Linked DNA regions of Homo sapiens: region 2 is linked to region 1. A link is an interaction called in ENCODE POLR2A ChIA-PET data of the cell type or tissue named here. Cell type or tissue: Panc1. All regions are shown on one strand. Links, peaks and the distances in the headings refer to the core of each region. The heading gives the core; the rest is flanking DNA.

Evidence for each region. Peaks named below come from ENCODE experiments on the same cell type or tissue, not always from the same donor. Only the 100,000 strongest peaks of a DNase experiment are listed, where the experiment ranks them.
Region 2: POLR2A ChIA-PET joins it to region 1 with 16 read pairs; 2 of 35 experiments call an interaction of 5 or more read pairs at or near these places.

Annotation. Positions count from the first base shown.
Region 1 is chr11:44,020,419-44,032,095 of GRCh38, forward strand. It overlaps a transcript of ACCSL not described here. Among named protein-coding and RNA genes, the nearest start is that of ACCSL, 22 kb to the right of the region's middle. In Panc1, for the core only: no CTCF peak of the experiment used is centred there; no DNase peak of the experiment used is centred there.
Region 2 is chr11:44,516,443-44,528,119 of GRCh38, forward strand. It overlaps LOC105376646 (a long non-coding RNA gene), which reads right to left and starts at 9,624. Exons shown (of 5, transcript XR_931232.1): 1 at 9,037-9,624; 2 at 7,397-7,596; 3 at 6,061-6,166; 4 at 4,229-4,493; 5 at 2,385-2,536. LOC105376645 (a long non-coding RNA gene) reads left to right here. Exons shown (of 3, transcript XR_931229.1): 3 at 569-728. In Panc1, for the core only: a CTCF peak has its summit at 7,251 (motif pointing right); a DNase peak (open chromatin) is centred at 7,296.

The DNA.
Region 1 (11,677 bases), core at 4,197-9,196:
GAATTTTAAGTCTTTCACCATTAAGAATGATAAATGTGGATTTTTCATAGATGTCCTTTATTAGATTGAGGAAATCTATTCCTAGTGTCTTTGTGTGTTTTTATCATGAAAGAGTGTTGGATTCTGTCAAATGTTTTTCCCGTGCCTATGAAGATAATCACATGGTTTTTGTCCTTTATCCTATTAATATGGTACATTATATTGATTTTTTTTCTTTTTTAATTTCAATAGTTTTTGGGGGAACAGGTGGTATCTAGTTACATGGATAAGTTCTTTAGTGGTGATTTCTGAGATTTTGGTGCACCCATCACCCTAGCAGTGTACACTTTACCCATGCATAGTCTTTTATTCCTCACCCCCCTCCCACCATTTCCCCTGACTCCCCAAAGTCCATTGTATCATTCTTATGCCTTCATGTCCTCATAGCTTAGCTCCCACTTACAAATGAGAACATATAATGTTTGGTTTCTCATTCCTAAGTTACTTCACTTAGAATGATGGTTTCCAACTACATCTGGGTTGCTGCAAATGCCATTATTTCATTCCTTTTTATGGCTGAGTAGTATTCCATGGTGTGTGTATATGTATCACATTTTCTTTATCTAGTTGTTGGTTGATGGGCATTTAGGCTGGTTCCGTATTTTACGATTGTGAATTGTGCTGCTATAAACATGTGTGTGCAAGTGTCTTTTTCATATAATGACTTCTTTTCCTCCAGTAGTGGGATTGATGGATCAAATGGTAGCTCTAGTTTTAGTTCTTTAAGGAATCTCCATACTGTTTCCCATAGTGGTTGTACTAGCTTACATTCCCACCAGCAGTGTAATAGTGTTCCCTTTTCACCACATCCATGCCAACATCTATTATGTTTTGATTTTTTATTTATGGCCATTCTTGCAGGAGTTAGGCGGTATTGCATTGTGGTTTTGATTTGTATTTCCATGATAATTAGTGATGTTGAGCATTTTTCATGTTTGTTGGCCATTTGTATATCTTCTTTTGAGAATTGTCTATTCATGTCCTTTGTCCACTTTTTGATGGGATTATTTGTTCTTTTTCTTGCTGATTTGTTTGAGTTCCTTGTAGCTTCTGTATATTAGTTCCTTGTTGGATGTATAGTTTGCAAAAATTTTCTCCCCCTCTGTGGATTTCTGTTTACTCTGCTGATTATTTCTTTTGCTGTGTAGAAGCTTTTTAGTTTAATTAAGTCTCATCTATTTATCTTTGTTTTTGTTGCATTTACTTTTGGGTTCTTGGTCATGAACTCTTTGCCTAAGTCAGTGTCTAGAAGAGTTTTTCCAATGCTACCTTCTAGAATTTTTATGGTTTCAGGTCTTAGATTTAAGTCTTTGATCCACCTTGAGTTGATTTTTTTATAAGGTGACAGATGAGGATCCAGTTTCATTTGTCTACATGTGGCTTGCTGATGATCCCAGGACCATTTGTTGAATAGGGTGTCCCTTCCTCACCTTATGTTTTTGTTTGCTTTGTTGAAGATAATTTGCTGTAAGTATTTGGCTTTATTTCTGGGTTCTCTCTTCTGTTCCATTGGTTTATGTGCCTATTTTTATACCAGTACCATGCTGTGTTGGTGACTATAGCTTTATAGTATAGTTTGAAGTCAGGTAATGTGATGCCTTCAGATTTTTTTTTTTGCTTAGTTTTGCTGTAGCTATGAGGGCTCTTTTTTGGTTTCATATGAAGTTTAGGGTTGTTTTTTCTAGTTCTGTGAAGAATGATGGTGGTATTTTGATGGGAATTGCATTGAATTTGTAGACTGCTTTTGGCAGTATGGTCATTTTCACAATATTGATTCTACCCATCTGTGATCATGGAATGTGTTTCCATTTGTTTGTGTCATCTATGATTTCTTTCAGCAGTGTTTTGTAGTTTTCCTTGTGGTGGTCTTTTACCTCCTTGGTTACATATATTCATATGTATTTTATTTTTTTGCAGCTATGTAAAACAGGTTGAGTTCTTGATTTGATTCTCTGCTTGATTGCTGTTGGTATATAGCAGTGCTACCGATTTGTGTACATTGATTTTGTATCTTGAAACTTTACGGAATTCATTTATCAGATCTATGATCTTTTTGGATGAGTCTTTAGGGTTTTCTAGGCATACGATCATATCATTGGTGAATAGAGGCAGTTTGATTTCCTCTTTACTCATTTGAGTGCACTTTATTTCCTTTTCTTGTCTGATTGCTCTGGCTTACATTGATTGATTTTTGGATGTTAACACAATCTTGCGCTCCTGGAATAAATCCCACTTGGTTGTGGTGTTTTATCCTATTTTTATTTGTTGCTTCATTAAGTTTGCAAGTATTTTGTTGAGGATTTTTGTGTCTATATTCATACGAGGTATTGGTCTGTAGTTTTCTTGTGATCGCTTTGTCTGGCTATGATATCAGGGTAATTCAAGCCTTATGAAATGAGTTGAAAAGTGTTCCCTCCTTTTCTGTTTTTGGAAGAGTTTGTGTTGATTCTTCTTTAAATGTTTAGTAGAATTCACCAGTGAAGAATTTTGGGCCTATGCTTTTCTTTATGGGAAGTTTTCTGGTTACTAATTCAATCTCTTTATTTATTATAGGTCCATTCAGATTTTCTATTTCTTCTTCTTCTTTTTTTTTTTTTTTTTTTTTCGAGAAAGAGTCTCACTCTCGTTGGCCAGGCTGGAGTGCAGTGGCACCATCATGGCTCACTGCAGCTCACTGCAGACTTTCTGGGCTCAGGTGATCCTCCCACCTCAGCCTCCCAAGTAGCTGGGACTACAGGTGCACACCACCATGCTCAGCTACTTTTTTATACTTTTAGTAGAGGCAGAGTTTTGCCATGTTGCCTAGGCTTGTCTTGAACTCCCGGGCTCAAGCAATCCACCTGCCTCAGCCTCCTAAAGTGTTGCGATTATAGGCATGAGCCACCACACCCGACCTAGATCTTCTATTTCTTCTTGATTTAATTTGAGTAGTTTGTGTCTTTCTAGAAATTTTTCCATTTAAGTTATCTAATCTTTTGGCGTATGTGGTTTCTGGTATTCGCTTATGATCCTTTTTATTTCTGTATGATTGGTACTCATGTCCTCCTCTTTCATTTCTGATTTTTGTAACTCGAATTTTTTCTTTCTTTTTTCTTGGTCAGTCTAGCTAAAGGTTTGTCAATTCATTATCTTTTCAAAGAACCAACTTTTAGTTTTGTTGATTTTATCTGTTTTTTTTTTTCTATTCTCTATTTCTGCTGCAGTTTTTATTATTTCCTTCCTCTGGCTTGCTGTGGATGAAGTTTGGTTTTAATTTTCTAATTTCTGAAGGTGGAAAGTTAGGTTATTTATTTGAGAGCTTTCTTTTTTAAAAATATAAATGTTTATAGTTATAAATTTTCCTCTAAGTACTAATTTAGTGGTCTCTCATAAGTTTGGTATGTTGTGTTTTCACTTTTATTAATCTCAGATCATTTCTACTTTCCCCTGTAATTTATTATTTAATCCAGTGGTTATTGAAGAGTGTGTTGTTTAATTTCCACATATGTGTGGATTTCCTGAATTTTCTGTTGTTATTGTGATGGTTAACTCTGTGTGTCAATTTGACTGGGGCAATGGGTATACAGATTATACATTATTTCTCAGTGTGTCCGTGAGGGTGTCTCTGGATGAGATTAGCATTTGAATCAGTGGACTCAATAAAGTAGATTGTGCTCCCTAGTGTAGGTGGGCATCATCAGTCTACTGATGGTCTGAATAGAACAAAAAGCAGAGGAAGGAGGGATTCACTTTTTTGCTTCCTGCTTGTTTACTTGAGCTGGCACATCAGTTTCTCCTGCTCTTGGACTGGGATATACATCACTGGCTCCCTTGTTTTCCAGGCCTTTGGACTCAATCTGGAACTATACCTCCAGCTTTCCTGGGTCTCCAGCTTGCAGATGGCAGATTATGGGACTTCTCAGCCTCCATAATTGCATAAGCCAGCTCCTCATAATAAATCTTCTCCCATGTATATCTCTCTCTCTCTTTCTCTCTCTCTCTCTCTGTGTGTGTGTGTGTGTGTGTGTGTGTGTGTGTGTGTGTGTGTATACATCCTATTGCTTCTGTTTCTCTGGACAACCCTAACTAATACATTGATTTCCAATTTCATTCAATTGTGGTCAGAAAAAAATACTTTTAAATTTATTGAGACTTGTTTTATGGGCTGGCATATGGTCTATCCTGGAGAATGTTCCATGTGCACTTGAGAAGAATGTGTATTCTGCTGTTGTTGGATAGAGAGTTCTATAGATGTTCATTAGATCTAGTTGGTTTATATGTTGTCTAAATGTTCTATTCCATTGCTGGTGATCTGCCTGGTTGTTATATTCATTATTGAAAGTGAGGTATTAAAGTTTCTGTTATTATTGAATTGTCTATTTCTCCCTTCATTTCTGTTATTTTTTGCTTCATGTATTTTGGGGCTGTTTGTTGGGTGCATAGATGCATAGAATTGTTATGTTTTTATGATATATTTATCATTTTATTATTTAAAAATGCCCTTCTTTGTTTCCAATGATGATTTTGTCTTAAAGTCTATTTTGTCTTACATTTGCATATAGCAATTCCAGCTCTCTTTTAGGCACATTTGCATAGTAAATATTCTATTCTTTTACTTTCAATCTGTTTATGTGTTTGATTCTAAAGTGTATTTCTTATAAACATCATATAATTGGATGATATGTCTTATCCTTTTGCTTGGAGTATTTAATCCATTTACATTATTGTAATTACCGTTTAGGTAGGGTTTACACTTGCCATTTTGTTATTTGTTTTCTAAATGTCCTATGTCTTTTTCTCTATGTATTCTATCATTGCTGCCCTATTTGTATTAAATGGATATTTTTAAATATATAATTTTAACTTGCTTCTTGTTTCACTTTTTTTAAAAAATTACTTTCTTAGTGGTTGCCCTGGGAATTACAATTAATACCTTAACTTAAAACAATCTAGTTTGTACTAGTATCAACTTAATTTCAATAGTATACTATACAAAAACTTTATTTTAACATAACTTTGTTCATTGCTGTCCCTCTCCTTTCTACTATTGTTGGCATACAACTTACATCCTTATGCATGATAAGACTGTAACAGTTTTGTAATTATTGAATTATACCATTATCTTTTAAATCAGATAGTAAAATAAGAGTTATAAACAAAAACATATCTTTGAACTGTTTTTCATATTTTCCTATGTGATTACTTATACTCTATATTTATTCATGTGGATTTGAGTTCCTGGCTAGCTCATACAGCCTAAATGACTCCTTTAGTATTTCTTATAGGATTGGTCTGCTAGTGATAAATTCTCTCAGTTACAAAAAAAATCTAGGAATGTCTTAATTTCTTCTTCATTTCTGAAAGATAGTTTTGCTGGATATACAATTCATGTTCAAAGTCTTTTTCTTTCAGCACTTTGAATATGTTATCCCCATGCCTTCTGCTTTCCATAGTTTCTGATGAAAAGTCAACTGCTGATCTTATTAAGAGGCTCTTGTACATGAGTAACTTTGCTCTTGTTGTGTTCAAGACTTTTTCTTTGTCTTTTAACCATTTGACTAGGGTGTGTCAAGGTGTGCAACCCTTTGAATTTATCCTAAGTGGAACTTGTTGAGCTTCTTGGGTGTGCAGATTAATATTTTCATCAAATTTGTGCAGTTTTCAGCCATTATTTCTTCAAATATTCTTTCTACCTCCTTGTCTGTCCTCTTGGACACCCATTATGCATATACTGGTATACTTAATGGTTTGTCACAGGTCTCTGTTTGGTTTTCTTTATTCTTTTTTCTTTCTGCTAAACAGACTGGACAATCTCAATTGATCTATCTTCAAGTTTTCTGATTCTTTATTTTATCTGTTCAATTCTACTGTTGAGCCCCTCTAATACACTGTTCAGTTCAGCTATTGTGCTTTTAACTTAGAATTCCTATTTGCTTCCTTAAAAAAAAGGTCTACCTCTTTATTGATATTCTCTATTTGGTGAGACATTGTTCTCATTACTTTCTTTTAATTCTTTATGCTTGACTTCTTTTAGTTATTTGACTATATTTATCATAGCTGATTTAAAGTCTTTAGTAAATCCAACATCTGGGCATTCTGAGGGATAGTTTTAATTGAATGCTTTTTGTTCTTATGTATAGGCCATACTTTCCTGTTTCTTAGTGTGTCCTGTAATTTTTAAATTGAAATATGGACATCTAAAATAACATAATGTGGCAACTCTGAAAATCAGATTCTGTCCCTTCACTAGGGTTTGTTATTGTCATTGTTTGTTTATTTAGTGACTTATCTAGACTAATTTTTTTTTTTTGAGATGGAGTTTCACTCTTGTTGCCCAAGCTGGAGTGCAATGGTATGATCTCAACTCACTGCAACCTCCGCCTCCTGGGTTCAAGCCATTCTCCCGCCTCAGCCTCCCGAGTAGTTGGAATTACAGGCATGTGCTACTACGCCTGGCTAATTTTGTATTTTTAGTAGAGACGGGTTTCTCCATGTTGGTCAGGCTGGTCTCGAATTCCCAACCTCAAGTGATCCACCCGCCTTGGCCTCCCAAAGTGCTGGGATTACAGGCGTGAGCCACCGCACCCAGCCGACTAATTCTTTAAAGTCTATATTCTTTATCATGCGTGATCCCTGAAGTCTGCTTGTTAGCTTACTGGTCTTTTAATGATTGGACAGAGATTTCCTTAAACGCCTAGATACAATAAGTTTCTCAGCCTTTGCCAAGAGGTATTTTGTGTTCATTGGGGCATGTCTTTAATGCTCTGGCAGACAGTCTACAACTCTGCCTTAGCCTTTACTTCCTTGGGCAGAGGCTCAAGGTCAGCCAGAGGAGAGAGATGTGGGCCTTCTTAGATCTTTCATGGGTATGTGCATGCCTCTGAACATGCATGTGGACTTCTAGATTCCCAGAAATAAATTGGAGCTTTTCATAGCCGCCTATAGAATCTTCCAGTTCTGCTTTTGCTTTTTAAATCTTGGAGCCTCAGCTTTCTTATATGTAAAGTAAATGTTCCAATAAAGGACCAGCTGAGTTCCTATGAAAATTAGGTAGAGAGCTTTATAGTGAAACCTAGCATTTTGCCTGGCACAGAGTAAGTGCTCATCAAATGTTAATTCCTTTCCCCTCCTTCTTCTTTCCCCTTTTTCAGCCCCACTGAGGGTTAAAGATTGGTGAAGGTTAAAGGAGGTGAAGAAATGTTCCCAAGGGCATACAACTGGTTAAATGGTGAAGTCCTTTTCTGATTTCTAAGCCCATGCCTCTCCACCATACCAGTGTTTCCCAATAATGAGATAATTTAAGGTAATATATAGATCATCATTCAACAACTTTGCCTGCATGTTTGTGTGTATGCATAATTTGTACACCAAACCCATGACTTTGTGCTTAGGACAAGGCATATATATAATAGATATTTAAGCTTAAAAAGTGAGTCAATCGATCTAAGCTGGGTGTGGCGGCTCATGCCTGTAATCCCAGCACTTTGGGAGGCCAAAGCAGGAGGATTACTTGAGGCCAGGAGTGTGAGACCAGTCTGCACAACAGAGTGAAACTCTATCTCTACAAGTCTTCTCAAAAAAATTATCTGGGCATGGTAGCATGCACCTATAGTCTTAGCTACTTAGGAGGCTAAAGGGAAGATTGCCTGAGCCTAGGATTTTGAGGCTGCAGTAAGCTATGATCATGCCACCGTACTCCTGCTTGGGTGACAGAGTGAGACCCTATCTCTTAAAAAAAATTGAGTCCATCTAAAATCAGTTATTAAGATAAGTAAGATATGGTGCAGGTGGTATGTTGTCAGGGCAAAAGCTGAGAGTAGTGGAAGTTGGCATGGCACCACATTCTACCCACAAGCCCTCAATTCTGACATTGGGAGTTAGAGTTGGAGTGGGCAGGAAAGGTTATTTGTACCAGCACTGTCCAGTAGAATTTTCTCTGATAATGGAAATGTTTTACTATCTGTGCTGTGCTGTATGGTGGCCACCAGCCACATTTAGCACTTGAAATGTGGCTAATATGATTAAAGAATTAATTTTTACATTTTGAATTTAAACAGCTACATGTGACTAGTAGCTGCTGTGTTGGGACAGCTCAGCCATAAACCAAATTTATTACAGCTGCTCCATGGGTCTGCCAGCATCCTCTAGTCATCCCTGCGTCACCTTCATTGAGCAGAGTGTGTGGCACAGGGAGCCCTTACCCAGGGGTCAGCAGACAAAGCTTCTGCACCCAAATCCTGGATTGTGTGATAGAGCAGCCTTGCCCAAGGGACTTAGCCTTGTTTCATCAGTCTTGTCTGTGCCTCAGTCTCCTTGTCTGTAAAATAAGGGTAATAAGAGTAATAATGACTTCTCCACATATGTCATAGGCTTGTGATGAGGGTCATGTGGAATCATACAGGAGGAATGTTTTGTAAGCCACAAAGTAGTAGAAAAATGAGTTAGCTTAAACAATAAGTTTGGAATAAGTTTGGAATGGATGTGTCCTTTAGAACAGGTGTGTTCAGGCTGGGCTGGGGTGTGGTGATCCTGTAGGCTTGACCTCCACCCAGAATCCAACCACTTCTCACTCCCGGGCAGTGATCATGCTGAGCACACTGTCACCACCTTGCCCTGGGGCTATTATGATGTCCTCCTATCTGGCCCCGCCATTGTGCCTCTGCAACAGCATCTTTTCCACACTGTAATCAGAGGGATCCTTCTATGTGCTAAATTAGATCTAGTCTTCTTCAAAACCCTACAAAGGCTTCTGGCCTCTCTAGGAGAAAGCCAAGATCCTTCCAGAGGCCTGCAGGTCCCTCCTGTTCTGTCTCTGACCTCATCTCTGAGTACTCCCCTCCAGCCATCCAGCTTCTTGCTGTTCCTTCAACATGAGAAGCCTCAGGGCCTTTGCCCTTGCTGTTGCCCCTGACTAGACTGTTCTGGATATTCTCATGGCTCACCCTTTGCTGCCTTCAGGTAACCTTTGCTCAAATGCTACCTTATCAGAGAGGCTTTCTCTGTATACCGTTGGATACCTATGCACCTGCAACAGTGCCTGGTGCAGAGTAGGTGCTCAGTCATTATTGCTGAATGAATGAAGTCCTGGTCAGAATGAATCACTGGCAGCTCATGCAGTGAGGTGGTGCTGGATTGGGAGTTGGCACACTTGCTGGGTGACTTGGACAAGCTACTCACCCTTTCTGGACTTCAGCTGCCCCATCTGCATGTTGAGGCCTAAACAAGGGAGTATGAATAATCTGGAAGATACCTTCTAATTTCAAAGAGTCCATAACCCCAAGTTCCATAGAGCCCCCGATTCTGCTTACATCCTTGCCTGATTGCTTGGTGAGTTGGCCCTCCAGAGGAGCAGTGTGATCTTGGATTGGCTAAGGGATCACTTAGGATAAAGAAGAATGGAATCTAAGCAGGGGTCCCTGGGACAGAACTGAAAGGGCAAGGGGATAACTTTTGTATAACATGAGGTTCTTGGAAGTGACTCCATTGACTTGGGTTCATGTCAAACAGTCAAACCAGGGTCCCCTGGGCCTTGTTTTTATTTTATTTTATTTTATTTTATTTTATTTTATTTTATTTTATTTTATTTTATTTTATTTTATGTTTGCTTGTTTCTTTGGTTGATTTTTTTTTTTTTTTTTTTTTTTTTTTAGTATAAAGGGGCTCCCCCTGGTTTTCCTTGCTTAGTGACAGTGGTGACCTGCCTCTCTCTTCCTGGTCTATCAATGTCTACTTGTCTCTCCCTGGGCCCTTTTCTCTCTCCCCAGTAAATCTGAGAACACTAGTAGTGATTCCTCAGGATTCTCTGGCTCAACAAATTTGAGGAGTCTTGACCCATTTCTTTCTCCCCTTCACTACAAAGCCCCTTCTCCCCACCTTTCCCTAAAACCCCAGATTGTAGAGCCCCACTCTCCCTCCTGTTTCTCATGGACACAGACGTCCAGAAGCCTAGGCCCCCTCCCCTCCATCCCTCCCCGCCTATTCTCCAAGCCCCAGAAGGGGCCGCCTGCTGCTTGGCTATTTTTAGCCCAGGAGCTTTTTCAAGGAGAAAGCAGCATGAGTCTCTGAGCCAAGGCACAGGACTGCGTCCCTGTGGAAAACCTCCCCTCATGGGGAAAGAATCCAGGGGATTTTTTTTGGATCCTGGCTTGGAGCCTTCAATTTTTGTGTGTCCCTTGCTAATTTATCTGGTTTTTTGTTGTTGATGTATTGTTTTTTTTATAGAAACGAAGGCAACACCAGATTATGAATCAGACATGGACATCAACTCTTGTGTAATTTGTGATCAGCCTGGAGTTTGGGTTTAAAAAAAAATTCTTATCTTGTTTGTGTCAATAGGATGGAAACAACTCAGTGTAATGGAAAACTGGCTGGTCTGGAGGCTGGGGTGGGAGTCAAGGTCTGACTAACACATCTAACACATGATCACACAAGACTCATTCTCTATGCTTACAATGCTCTTAGGAGGAAGAGACAAGGAGGGTCCTAGTTTTATACACGGGGAAACTGAAACTCAGAGAGGTTAAGCAACATGCCCAAGGCCTCCCAGGAACACACAAAAGGCAGGGATTTACACCCAGGATTTGGAAGGCACCTGACTGTTGTTTCCCTCCATTGGGGTTTAAGTCTCAGCCCTGCCTTGTGTTAGCTGTGTGACCCAAGGCAGCCTGCTTCACCTCTTTGAGACTCATGTCCTCCGTAAAATGGGAATGGTACTACTTGGCTTGTGAATGGTTAGGAGGATTCCATGAGATAATGTGTGTAAAGAGCTCAGGACAGAGAATAAACGTTCGCACGTCATCCTGCCCCCTGCCATCCCTTCCAGCAGAGGCTCCTGGATCACATCAGTTCCTGAAGACCCAGATGTCAGTCCGGCTCCCCCAGGGTATCTGCTGAGGTTCCTGCACCTTGTTTTTCTTGTCTTTGAAGTTTTCCTTTCCTGTGGCCTTAGAACTTCTGAGATCTGGATGGTATTGATTTTTGAAGATGCTCGTTTTTCCTAGGAGGAAAAGTGTCTCGAGGAAAACAAAGGAAAGCATCAAGACAGAGGCTCCATGGGCTTGAATCTTAGCTTTCCCACTGGGTGGGATTAGAAATGCAATATATTTATTGGAGGAAACACCTGCAATGGATGAAAGAGAGGGAGCAGGAGGAGGTGGGAGGGCCTTCAGACTGTGTGACCCAGGGAGAGAAGACAGAAGGATGGGGATTGAGGTAGGAAGAGTCTTGCACTGCCACACACTTCCAAGAAAGGTTGAGTCAGGCTGATGGGGAGTCTTTGAGCCAAAGTAGACTGATGGAGGAATTCACGTCTCCTAGGAAGAGGCTTGTGCTAGTACCTTGGCTGTGCTCATTTATTGGCTGGGGGCAGCCCTGGAGAAGACACAGCCTTAGTGTGGATGGTGGCGGATGCAGGTGGACAGTCGCGGGGGCTGTCAGTCAATTAAACTCCCTCCAGCAGGAGATCCAAGGTGCATGTTTCACGGCCACCACATTCACTTACTCAGGGGCAATCTTGGGAAATTCCCTCAAGCTCTCTGAATCTCAGAGTCAGCATCGGTGAAATGGGACTGATTATCATAGTATCTGGGTCTGAGGGTTTTATTTCAAATTTCTATTGCTGTGTGACAAACTGTCCTCATACTTAGCGGCTTAAGACTAC
Region 2 (11,677 bases), core at 4,485-9,484, 500 kb after region 1:
CATACATATGCCATATACTTTGCCATCAATCTGTGCATAAAACATCAGAGAAAATTTTGGTATCTTGTTTTTAAGATTGACAAATAACAATAAATGAAAGTTTTACTATTTTCTTCATGTACCCCATGGATTCGCTTATGCACTCCTCTTAGGAGGCATTATTTTATAACTCAATCTCTGTTATTCAGGAAAGCATTTTCTGATCTACAACTCACTCATTCATTCATTCATTTATTCATTGAACAAATATTTATAAAAGCCCTACTAAGGACAGTGTATATTAATGCATCAGATGTGGTTCTGCTCTGGAAGGCAACAATTCAGTCTTGGTGGGCCTTCCTGTAATGCAGTCTCCTCTGTGGCTAGCTGTAATTAAATAAATGTTGAATTATCTGTTTATAAGACATCTACCCTTCCCATCAGCTCTGTCTGTACCATTCACTGGTGCCCTCTTAGAACTTGGCACATAGTAGGTATTCAATAAGTAGCAAATGGATGAATGAATGAACACATGAACAAAAGAATGAATGACTGAGCTCACTTCCCCTTTTTTCTCCCCTTTCCTCAGGTCAGTCTTGCCATGAAAACATTTTGAAGCAGCCCAGGGGCCGGCAGATCGGCCAGTGGAGTGGGAGTGATGGGGGGAGATTTGTGAGCAGGGGCCAGGTTAGCAGTGGTTTTATTACATCCCATTAAGCATATGGTCATAATTATAATAAGCACATGAGTTATGGCGAGTGACATATGTTTCTTTAGAAAAAAAAGGAGAGGAGGAAGAGAAAAAGAAACACTGCAAGCCCCCAGAAGTGGCCTGGATAGGTGGCTGGGCCAAATGAGTGAGCGTGGGCCTGCCCTGCCCTGTGCTTTTTAACCCCTTCACATCCTGGGCGTGACCTGCAGAAGAGAGAGAAGGCAGCCAAGGCTGGGCTCCAGGGAGATCAGGGACTCCCAGGCACCCAGCAAGGTCTGGGGGCTTCTGAGAGGATCTTGCCCACTTCTCTGAGAGTCACCAGAGGACAGGCATGTGGTCAGCTAGTTAGTGTTCCAGTAGCCAAGACAAGACCTGGCCCAGAGCAGACATTTGGGGTGTGTGTGTGTGTGTGTGTGTGTGTGTAAAGAGAATGGAGGAGGGAGAGGAGGAAGGAGAAAAGAAAGAATAAAGAAAAAAAGAAGGGAGGGAATAAGGGAGAAGAGAGAGGGAGGTGATTAGAGCTTCTAAATGAACTTTCATTTGTTCATTCATTCAACAATCAGGTTGTTTAACGCACATGGCATGGTGCAGTGGGTGAGCCCTGGGCTGGGGTCGGGACACCTGGGTTGTTCCCTGGGCTTCTCCATTCATATCCTGTGTGGTCTTGGGTAAACCACTTTCCTTCTCTGATCCTGATTTTTCTAAGGGGCTGGTCACTCAAATCTTTCTGGGCTTGGGCTTTGTGGGGTTTGCAATCCTCTGGGTGGACAGGGACCCAGAGAAGCCTGCCTCCTGCAGGAGATGCACCAGGGATGTCTGCAGCCAACCCTCAGCCAGGAGGTTCCTAACAGATCATTTAACCAACCTCCCTCTCATCCATTTTCCAAGTGTAAAAATAGCAGCCTGGATGTCTGTGCTGCCTCCCCATGAATAAGCCAGTTCTTCTTCTGTCTTCCATGTCCCGAGGTCCAAAAGGACTATAACCAAAAATTCAAAGATACAAGCATCTTTAGCCCATCTTCCATGATCAAAGAGATCTCCATGTCTGGGAAGCAGCAGAAGACAAGGGACCCTATTCTAAGAAGCACCACCTCACCCTGGCAGCCAGACCTCTAGCCCTCGGCCCCTAGAACAGGCATCAGGGGCTGCAGAAGGAGGCTGTGGGAACTGGGGACCGTGGACACCAGAACCTGGGGGGTCAGGAGGAACCAGACCCCATCTCTGAAAATGTGCACTAGAGCCTTGTCACCTAGAGAACAGTGCTTTAACTCACTCAAGTGGTTTCACACCATCTTGGTTGATGAGGAGATGTGATTTGCTCAAAATCTCTCAGCAGCAGGTGGCAGAGCCAGGCAGGGATGCGGGTCTGCCTGAAGCCTGTGCCAGGCCAGTTCTTCCTGCCCAAGGGCCCTACCTCTGCAGAGCGGAGGCCTGGCCTGGCCTGGCCTCTAAAGGTGTGACCTGGGGCAAGTCAGGTCAGCACTCTGACACTCAATATCTTCCCCTGTAGAATGGAGACCGCCCCTCAGAGGGCTCTTGGTGGGGGTGTGGGGCTTGGGGCAGGACCAAGTTAGAGCTTCCCAGACTTTTCCCCAAGGGAGGTGGCTTTTATTATCCTGTGTTTTGAAAGATTTCTATCTCTTGAACAAACTTTGTTTTAAAGTAATAATTAATTTATTTCCCCCTTCTTATTCCTCAAAGACACAGGTGGTCATCCTCTGAGAGATGACTGTGGCTTCCATGCTTGGCTGTCAGAATTCCAGTCGCCTCCAAGATGGAAGACTCTGCCCAGCCTGGATTCCTTGACCACAGGCAAAATATGTCTGGTCTGCGAGGGCCCCTGAACTGTTGAGATGACAAGATTAAACCCAGAAGGCCATCTGCCCTCTGAGGACCCCATGCCAAGCACCCCTGAGAGGGTGATGGTGATCATAAATGAAGCTGTGGGCCTTCATGGAGCTCCCTGACAGACCCACATGGCTCCTGGAAGTTTGCATGTGTGACCTGGAGGGCTCTGGCACTTGTGCTCATTTTGCAGAAGAGGAACTGTGACTAAGACATCAACGATTCCCCCCAAGCTGGGAGGTGGCAGAGTCAGGGCTTCAGTTCTATCTGATTCCAGAACGACCCTTCTGTTGTAGTCAGCTTGGCCTGGCTTAACAAGACACCACAGGGTGGGTGGCTTAAACAACAGACATTTATTGCTCCTAGTTCTGGAAGCTAGAAGTCCAAGATCAAAGTGCCGGCAGATTATGTTCCTGGTGAGGGCTCTCTTCCTGGCTACCTTCTCACTGTGTTCTCAAGTGGCAAGGAGAGAGACAGAGAGGTGTAACTCTGGTGTTTCTTCCTTTCCTTATAAGGACGTGAATCCCAAGATGGGGGTTCCACCCTCATGACCACATCTCAACCTAATTACCTCTCAAACACCCCACCTCTAAAACCTTCACATTGGAGGTTAGGGCTTCAACATGTAAATTTGGGGGGAACACAAACATTCAATGCATAACATGCCCAAAACCCCAACACTAATCTCCCCCTTCCCATGACTGAGTCCAGCAAGGCCTCCGTGAGTGGATCCTTGCCCTGGAGGACTTTGCAGTGTAGCAGAGAATGCTGGACGAAAATTGATCTGACCAAACTTGCAAGGCAGCCATGCAAAGGCCCCAGGAGGCCTCGCAGGATTTGGCCAAAGATTGGCCACTGGTCCTGCATCAGAGCCAGACAGCCAGGAGAACTCTGAGCTTCCCTCTCTGTGCCTCAGTTTCCACCGCTACAGAGCACGGACACTGATGCCTCAAAGGGCTGCTGAAAGCCTTCCAAGAAAACAGCAGAGGTCAAAACGCCCAGCGACCTGCGACTGAAACAAATCCGCCCTCGGGCTGCAGGCCTTCTCTGTGCGTTGCCAGGTGGGGGCGGGAAAGGAAACGGAGGAGGATCGCATTCTGGGGGCCTGTCCCGGGAACTGGGGCCGCCCCGCAGAGTGATGGCCACAGTGGGACGAACCTCCAGATAAATAAGAACAGTCCGCGTGAGCCGGGCTCATCTTAACACTAAGCAGAGGGGCCTGGGGCCGGACTTGAAAGCTGCCGGCTGAGATGGATGGGCTGCTGCCGAGGCGGGGGCAGCTGGGCGCGGGGAATGAGTGATGGGGTGTCGGGGCGCTCAGTCACCGCCAGCCAGAGATGCCGGCCTCTGTCCGGCCGCCGGGACATGTGCAGGGCCGCCGCCCCTCCCACGGCCCTGCGGGGGATTTATGGCTTCGTTAAAGGCCCGGAGAGGGGCTGAGGCCAGGCCTGCGGTGGGAGGGTTGGATGTCGGCCTGGCTGCCCCTGCTGGATTTCCGCCCTGAGCAGTGGAGGGGAAACCAGGCCGGGCCCCACAGGGCAGTGTGGCTAGGGGTCAGGCACAGAGGGGCGTGAGGCCTGGCCTCCTTCCTTAGGTTGGCTGGCCCCGAAGGACGCCTGGGTGGAGGGTGCTGGCATCTCCCAGTGACCCCCTGTACCGGCCCCACCCTTGGCTCTTGGTCTGTGTTTATACCTTGGCGCCTTCGCAGCTCCGCTTGCTTTTTCCAGCTGCCTTGCTTTTCCCCACACAGGTCCTTCTGCCTGGAGTGCCCGGTGCCTTGCAGAGCTCCCACCCTTCCTTGTTGCCTTGGCGCCTGTGCCACCGCTGTTGGAAGGCTTCCTTTGACACTCCTGCTCCATCCTGGCAGTGCGGGGCTCCCTCATCAGGGCCCTGCTTTTCTCCTTGTCCATCAAGGCAGGGATCCCCCTTATTCTTCGTCTTTAACCTGTGATATTAACTAAACCATTTATTGCGCTCTACTATGAGCCAGGGGCTGTGCTCAGCATTTCAGTATTTTATTACTGACTGTGTTCATCCATTCATTTCATAGACAGGAAAACTGAGCCTTGGAGAATCACTTGCTAGGATTCAAACCAAGGTCTGTCTGATTCCAAAATACAAAAGTGCTTGTCAAGTCCGTGAAGCACCAGCCTTGGGGAAAATCAGCAAACATGGAACAAGTTTTCTCTTTTTCCCTTGCTACTGTTTTTCTGAGTCTGGCATCCCATAGATTCAGTGATATGACTTCACATATGCACAGTAATGGGACTTCACATATGTCCTCTGATTTGATCCTTATAGCAATTTGGTGAGGTCAGCCTTATGATGATCAACCCATTTTACAGAGTGGAAAAACTGAGATCCAAAGAAGGGACATGCCCCGCCAGGGTCACAGCCAGCAGGTGGCTGAGCCAGGGTTCTAGGATGTCCCACACTCTTTCCAAGGCCCCTCAGCTCTTCTCACACCTCCTCTCTCTCAGCTAGGTCTCAGCTCTGGAGGGCGGACCTAGGGAATGCTGAGACCCTGCAGGTGGACTTTTGATCCTTCTCACTGGGGGAGCACAGGAGCCTTCAGGCATGAAACTCTTGGGTCATCCATGAGCCTCCCTAAAGCCCAGGCCCTCGCTAACACCCACTCCACTGACCTCGCTCCAGGAGAGATCCTTTCCTTTGGTAGGATAAAGCCCCTGGCTCCCAAGTCACCCTGGCCTCCTACCCCTCTACATCCTTTTGTGCTGGGGTTGAGGTCCCTGCCTGCCTGGACCTGCAGCTCTGGAGTTGGCACAGCTGTTAGTCAGGAAGCAGCCTTCTCCCACCACCTCAGCCTCCCTGATGGGTACTCTGGCTCAAATAAGAGTGTGGACAACAGCTGGGCGTGGTGGCTCACACCTGTAATTCCAGCACTTTGGGAGGCCGAGGTGGGTGGATCATGAGGTCAGGAGTTTGAGACCAGCCTGGCCAATATGGTGAAACCCTGCCTCTATTAAAAACACAAAAATTAGCCGGGTGTGGTGGCACGCACCTGTAGTCCCAGCTACTCGGGAGGCTGAGGCAGAAGAATCGCTTGAACCCAGGAGGCGGAGGTTGCAGTGAGCCGAGATTGCACCACTGCACTCCAGCCTGGGTGACAGAGCGAGACTCAGTCTCAAAAAAAAAAAAAAAAAAAGTGTGGACTACAGACAGTCCATCGAGGCTGGCTGTCTGGGGAGGAATTGGAGCAATGCAAACTGGATGCCTTTTTGCCCTCCACGTCCTCACAGCCCCACTGCCTTCTGGGTCTCTTAATCATCTATTTTGGGTCCAGATTTTTTAACCAGTTGAGATTCTTAACACCTGTCCCAAAGGATCGGTCAAGCTCCCCATTAATTCCCTATTTAGGAGGAAAGGGAGGCTTTGAGGAGGAGATTGACATGTCTGCAACTGTTGTGGAGCACAGGACTAGAGTTAGCACTTGAGCCTGCAAAGATTTTTCTGCCTCCATCATTCATTCATTCATTCATTTATTCACTCACTCATTTACTCACCTACTGTGTGCAAGGCCCGTTTGTTGAGCACCTACTATGTGCAAAAGCAATGTTCTAGGCATTGGAATACCTTCATGAACAAGACTGGCAAATATTTTGTCTTCAGCTATAGCCCAGTAGAAAAGACAGGCATGAGACAGAAGTTCAGAGAATAATTAAGGCATGCTATGACAAATCACTTTGCTCACATCTCTGCTCAAATGTCACCTCTTCTGAGTGACCTTTCCGGACCCCCATGTCTAAAATACCACCCCATCAATCTCCATCCCCTTTCCTGATTTTTCAAAAAGTAGGAGTATGAGTATTTGGTACAAGGTTATGCATTTCTTTGTTTTCCTGTCTTCCCCACTAGACAGTGCACACCACGAGGGTGGGAGTTGTGACCCCTTTGTGCTCTGTCTCCAGCACCTGACTTACCATGTGCTCTGAGTAGATACTTACTGAATGAAACATGAATGAATGAATGAATGCTACAAAGAAGATATACAGGTGCTCTGGGAGGAAAAACAGGGAAACCCAGCCTAGCCTGGAGTTCAGGGGGAGGTAACCCCCAAAGCAGGAGCTAACTTCAGACTGAGCTCCAAAGCAGGCCAGGACACTAGAAAAGAGGCAGGAAGTCTGGGCGCGGTGGCTCACGTCAGTAATCCCAGCACTTTGGTAGTCCAAGGTAGGCAGATCACGAGGTCAGGAGTTCAAGACCAGCCTGGCCAATATGGTGAAACCCCGTCTCTACTAAAAATACAAAAAAACTAGCCAGGCATGATGGTGTGCGCCTGTAGTCCTAGCTACTCGGGAGGCTGAGGCAGGAGAATTTCTTGAACCCAGGAGGCGAAGGTTGCAGTGAGCCAAGATTGAGCCACTGCACTCCAGCCTGGGCAATAGAGGAAGACTCCGTATCAAAAAAAAAAAAAAAAAGAAGAAGAAGAAAGAAGAAGAAGAAGAAGAAGAAGAAGAAGGAGAAGGAGAAGGAGAAGGAGAAGGAGAAGGAGAAGGAGAAGGAGAAGGAGAAGGAGAAGGAGAAGAAGAAGAAGAAGAAGAAGAAGAAGAAGAAGAGGCAGGAAGAGCATTTCAGGCAGAGGAACCACAGCATGCGCAGAGCCCAGGATATCGACGATCTACAAAGGTCCCCTATCTGCAAAGCTTCCCCTACAGGACAGTCACAGGCAGCTGCCTTGAGGGCACACCAGGGGGAGCCAGCAAGCCTTTGATGGCACCGCAAAAGAGGCTCCAGATCCTCGGATTAAAATTCTGGCTATGTGATCTTCGGCAAGCTCTTTAACTTCCCTTAGTTAGCCTCTTTTCTCATTTGTAAAATGGAGATGAGAGTGACACCTACCTTGAGGGGTTACTGTAAGGACACAGAATGACAACTTCAAGTTTTTTAGATGAGAGCCTGATCCGTGGTGAGACTTTAACAAATGCTGGTGGCCGGGTGCAGTGGCTCATGCCTGTAATCCCAGCACTTCGGTAGGCCGAGGCAGGAGGATTGCTTGAGGCCAGGAGTCCCAGACAAGCCTAAATAACATGAGATCCTGTCTGTACAAAAAATTGGAAAATTAGCCAGGTGTGGTGGCATATGCCTGTGGTCCCAGCTACTCAGGAGGCTGAAGTAGGAGGTTTGCTTGAAACCAGGAGTTCAAGGCTGCAGCAAGTCATTGATTGTGTCACTGCACTCCAGCCCGGGTGATAGAGTAAGACCCTGTCACTAAAAAAGTTAAAAAAAAAAAAAAAAAAAGCTGGCTATGTTAGCACAGTGCTGCCTCTCCTCACCCACTAGAAAATTTAGGCCAAGGTAATCGGGCTGTCACAGAAGCAATATTCTCAGCTGGCTTTAATCTAGGAACGGTGGGGTGGAAAATAAAAAAGACTCCCAGTCCCTTGAGCAAAGCAGTTGCCTCAGCCTCAGTATCCCCATCTGCTCAAGGAGGCCTCGGCCGGCTTCTCCGTGTGGCCGAGTTTCCCTCTCACGGCCTGTTCCCAGCCAAGCTTCCAGTTCCCTGAGGTTTTCACTTCCTGTCAGAGACCTCAGGGCCTTACACATCCAGGCCTTCACCTCCTGCACGGATATTTTGCACTTTCCACCTTCCCCCAGCCCAGATGTCCTGGAGTCCTGCCTCCCCGGCTCCCTCTGGGCCTGCTCTCTGTCCCTGCCTGGCCACCACCTAGCCAGCAAGCTGTTGGTGTCTCCCCAGGCACGCAGCGCCTGGTGCAGGGGCTACACTGCCCTGAAAACCCCCAGGATACCAAGCACCCCCGAACTCCACCCATCTGTGATGACTTCAGCAGAAAGTCCTGCCCATACTTGTGGAAATTAGTGTGTGTGTGTGTCGGGGGCGGGGGTTGGGGGCTAATCTTAGAGAGGGCCCTATTTGCCCCTCGCTGCACACCACAGGGAAGACATGCTCCAGGTAAGTGCACGTTTTCACACATACTCTCGAGTGCACGTGGGCTCGAAAGGGCTGGAAAAGCTTCCCCCTGGACAGAGCTAGTCTCAGAAACTCAGGACGTGGGAAGGGGGTCACTGAGGGGGAGGCTCTGGCACTGGGCCCAGCACTGTGGTTTCTGATGCTGCCTCAGCCGCCAATTGGAAGGAAGCTTGGGAGGAGGAGGAGGAAGCGCTGAGTGTGCAAATGAGCAGTGACATGGGAAATCTCACAGGGCAGAGGCAGCCTTCAGGATCTACACCAGGACGAGGTGACCTGGTTTCCCCTGGCTTGGTGGCCCTGGAGGAGTCACTGTGCTTCTCTAGGCTGATTCCCTCTTCTGCAAAATGTCAGTCCCAGACAGTAGGCAGCAAAGAGTGGGTAGACCCGAGTCCCAGTCACAGCCAGTCTCCCCGGGATCCTGAGGCTGCAACAGAGGGTGCTCCTCGCTGGGCCTCCATGTCCTCATCTACAAAATGGGGACAGTGACCCTGATCTTGCAGGATTGCCCCAAGGTTGAGAAATGGTGTACACAGAGCATCAGACACACTACCTCTTAGATACATCCCTTCCTCGAGGTGCCTGCCAGGCCCCAAGTGAGATCAAGCCTCCTCTCTAGGGTCTTCCCTCACCGACAGTGGCCTTCACAGCACTGGGTGCTGTCTGAACTTTTATGCATATTCATGGGATGATTTGACAAACGTCCCTTTCCGCACTAGATTGTAAGCTCCTTGAAGGCAGGGATCCCAGCCTGGCACATAGTAGGGGCTTCTCTTAGTCAAGATCCAGCTAGGAAACCAGAACTCAAGTCAGGTATTTCAACAGAGGGCATGTGATATAGGGAGCTAGTTCGGAAGGTGTTGGAGGAGCTGAAAGGCCTGACCGGGGATGGTGAGCCACCCACCGACAAGCAGCGGCAGGCAGCTGTGACAACCTGGGACTCCAGAGACCGGGGAGGAAGTGCCGATACCCAAAGCCTGGGAACCAGACTAGGTGTGGGACACCGGAACCACAGTCAGGCAGGGGGCTGCCCATGGGAGCTGGAACCCTGGCGGTGACCCAACCACTTCCCAAGTTGCCACTAAAGCAGAGAGAAATGAGGAGGAAGACCCTGGCTCCTCCCTTCCGCCCCGCCCGCTGATCTCCATCCAGTTCTTCCCATTGGCCAAGACTAACAGGAAGCCGGCGGGCAAAGGAGCCTGGGAAATATATCAACAGTTGGCAGGAGTCAGCCCCGAGACACAGGGGAGGGCCAGGGAAAAGTAGAGGATCCATCCGTTCGCTTTCTGAGAGGGAAGGACAAATGGCAGTCCCAGGGCTCCCCTTATTTACTGGTTCACAAATGCCTACAGCATTTACGAGGCACACAGGGCAATGTTCTGAGCTTTTGACGAATGAGCAGCAGGAGTTCAGTAAATGATACCCGTCCTTGTTGATGGTGCTTTTGTTTTTGTGGTCAGACGCGTTCCAAGGGGCTCAGACCTGCTGTGATTCTGAGATTTTTCTGTCTCTGACCCCAAGATCCTCACCCCAACCCTGGCCTTTTTGGGCTCAGGGAGCCCAGACCCACCCCCTTCTCCAGGCCCTGCTGAGAGTAGGGGGAGGAAGGGCAGAGGATGCAGCCCCCCGGGCCTGAGCCCCTGCAGAGCCCCTCCATCTCTGCCCCGGGCTCCGTGGGGAGCAGGCTCTCCCTCTCCCCGCCTGTCAGTCAAACCCTGCCGCTTGGAAGTTCAAGCGTGGCCAAAAGGAAGCAGATTTCAAAACACACCTCTGCTCGACCCGCTTTCCTCCCCGCCCCCTCATCCGAGCTGACCCAGGCTCTCTGGGGGCTCCCTTGCCCCAGGCCTATCCCAGACAGAGCTGAAACCATAAGGATCTGGGGTAGACGTCGGGTGGGGTGTGGGGAGCAATAAGGGGAGCCAGCAAAGGCTCCCCCAGCAGCCTCGGCCCACCCCTGTCTGAGGGCTGCTCCTCCTGCGTGGAGAAGAACCTGAGGCAGATCCTCAAGAAGGGCCCTGGGGGCGACAGGTGGGAGGGGCCTGACCCCTGAAATTCAGTAAGGCCGGGGGCCTGCCTGCTACCTTTCCACACTTGGTGTTTTATTTATGATGCCATCCCTGCACTAGCACAAGCCTTGGCTTCTAGAAGATTCTCTGTAAATATCTGTTGAGTGAATGTGTGAATTCGTGAATTCCCACTAAGGAGAAATTGGTTCCACTTTGACTCAGAAGGTGAAGGAAGGTGTGGGGCTGGAGGGGCCCTGATAGTTCCACCAAAACCAGAGCCTCAGGGGCCTCGCTCCTCTGTCATCGCCTCCCTCTGGCTTCCTCTCAGCAAGGGGGTTCGGGTCAGAGCCCTTGGGACCCCATCCCAACCCTGCTGCCTTCTAGCTGTGTGACATTGGACAAGCCAGTCCCTCTTCAAACCTTAGCTTTCCTCACCTATGTCATGGGGAGAGACCTGTCTCCTCCACAGCGTACTGTGAGCCCTGAATTGAACCAGGTCCCACAAATAAATCCTAGTACAGCTCCTGTGTGCAACAAAACAGGCCTCACAGATACCAGCAACCTCACAGATACCAGAATGCACTGGAATGCCTTTCCACAAGGTTGTCAATAGGGTTAAAAGCACGGCCACTGTGAACAAATAGCAAATAGCCATTGCTTCTTGGCAATTTCTTTGCAAAGGCAGATGGAAATGAAGCAATGCCCAGGCGTGGAGGCCGATTTTGGAATGAACGTCTTGACAGTGGGAGTTCACCCTTCCGGGTTGTTTTGCGAGTTTTTTTCTCATCTCCCCTGGTGCCGTCCTCTCAAAGCCCGATCATAAAAGCAACGACAGCTGGGACCACATTGTTCACTTTATTGCAGTTTTGTTTTCCGTTTGGAAAATCTCTCCCTAGAATGTGCTTGAAATTTTGAAGAGGTGAGTTAATATATTGATGATGTCTTTATTGTCAGGACACTTCCTGAATTAGAAATAAAAGGCTCTGCTGAATTCAATCAAGTGGCATGGGGGAAGGGGTCCTTTCCCAGGATGGAAGCCCTCCTTTTGTGGCCAGCCTGGAGGGGGTAGGGGACCAAGCTTTCTGAGGCTCAGAGAAGACTCCTCTAATTCTAGAGCTTGACAGTTGGTGCCCAGTTTCCCCCAAAGGCAAAGGAGAAATCCTTGCCCTCCAGGGAGCAAAGGGCCAG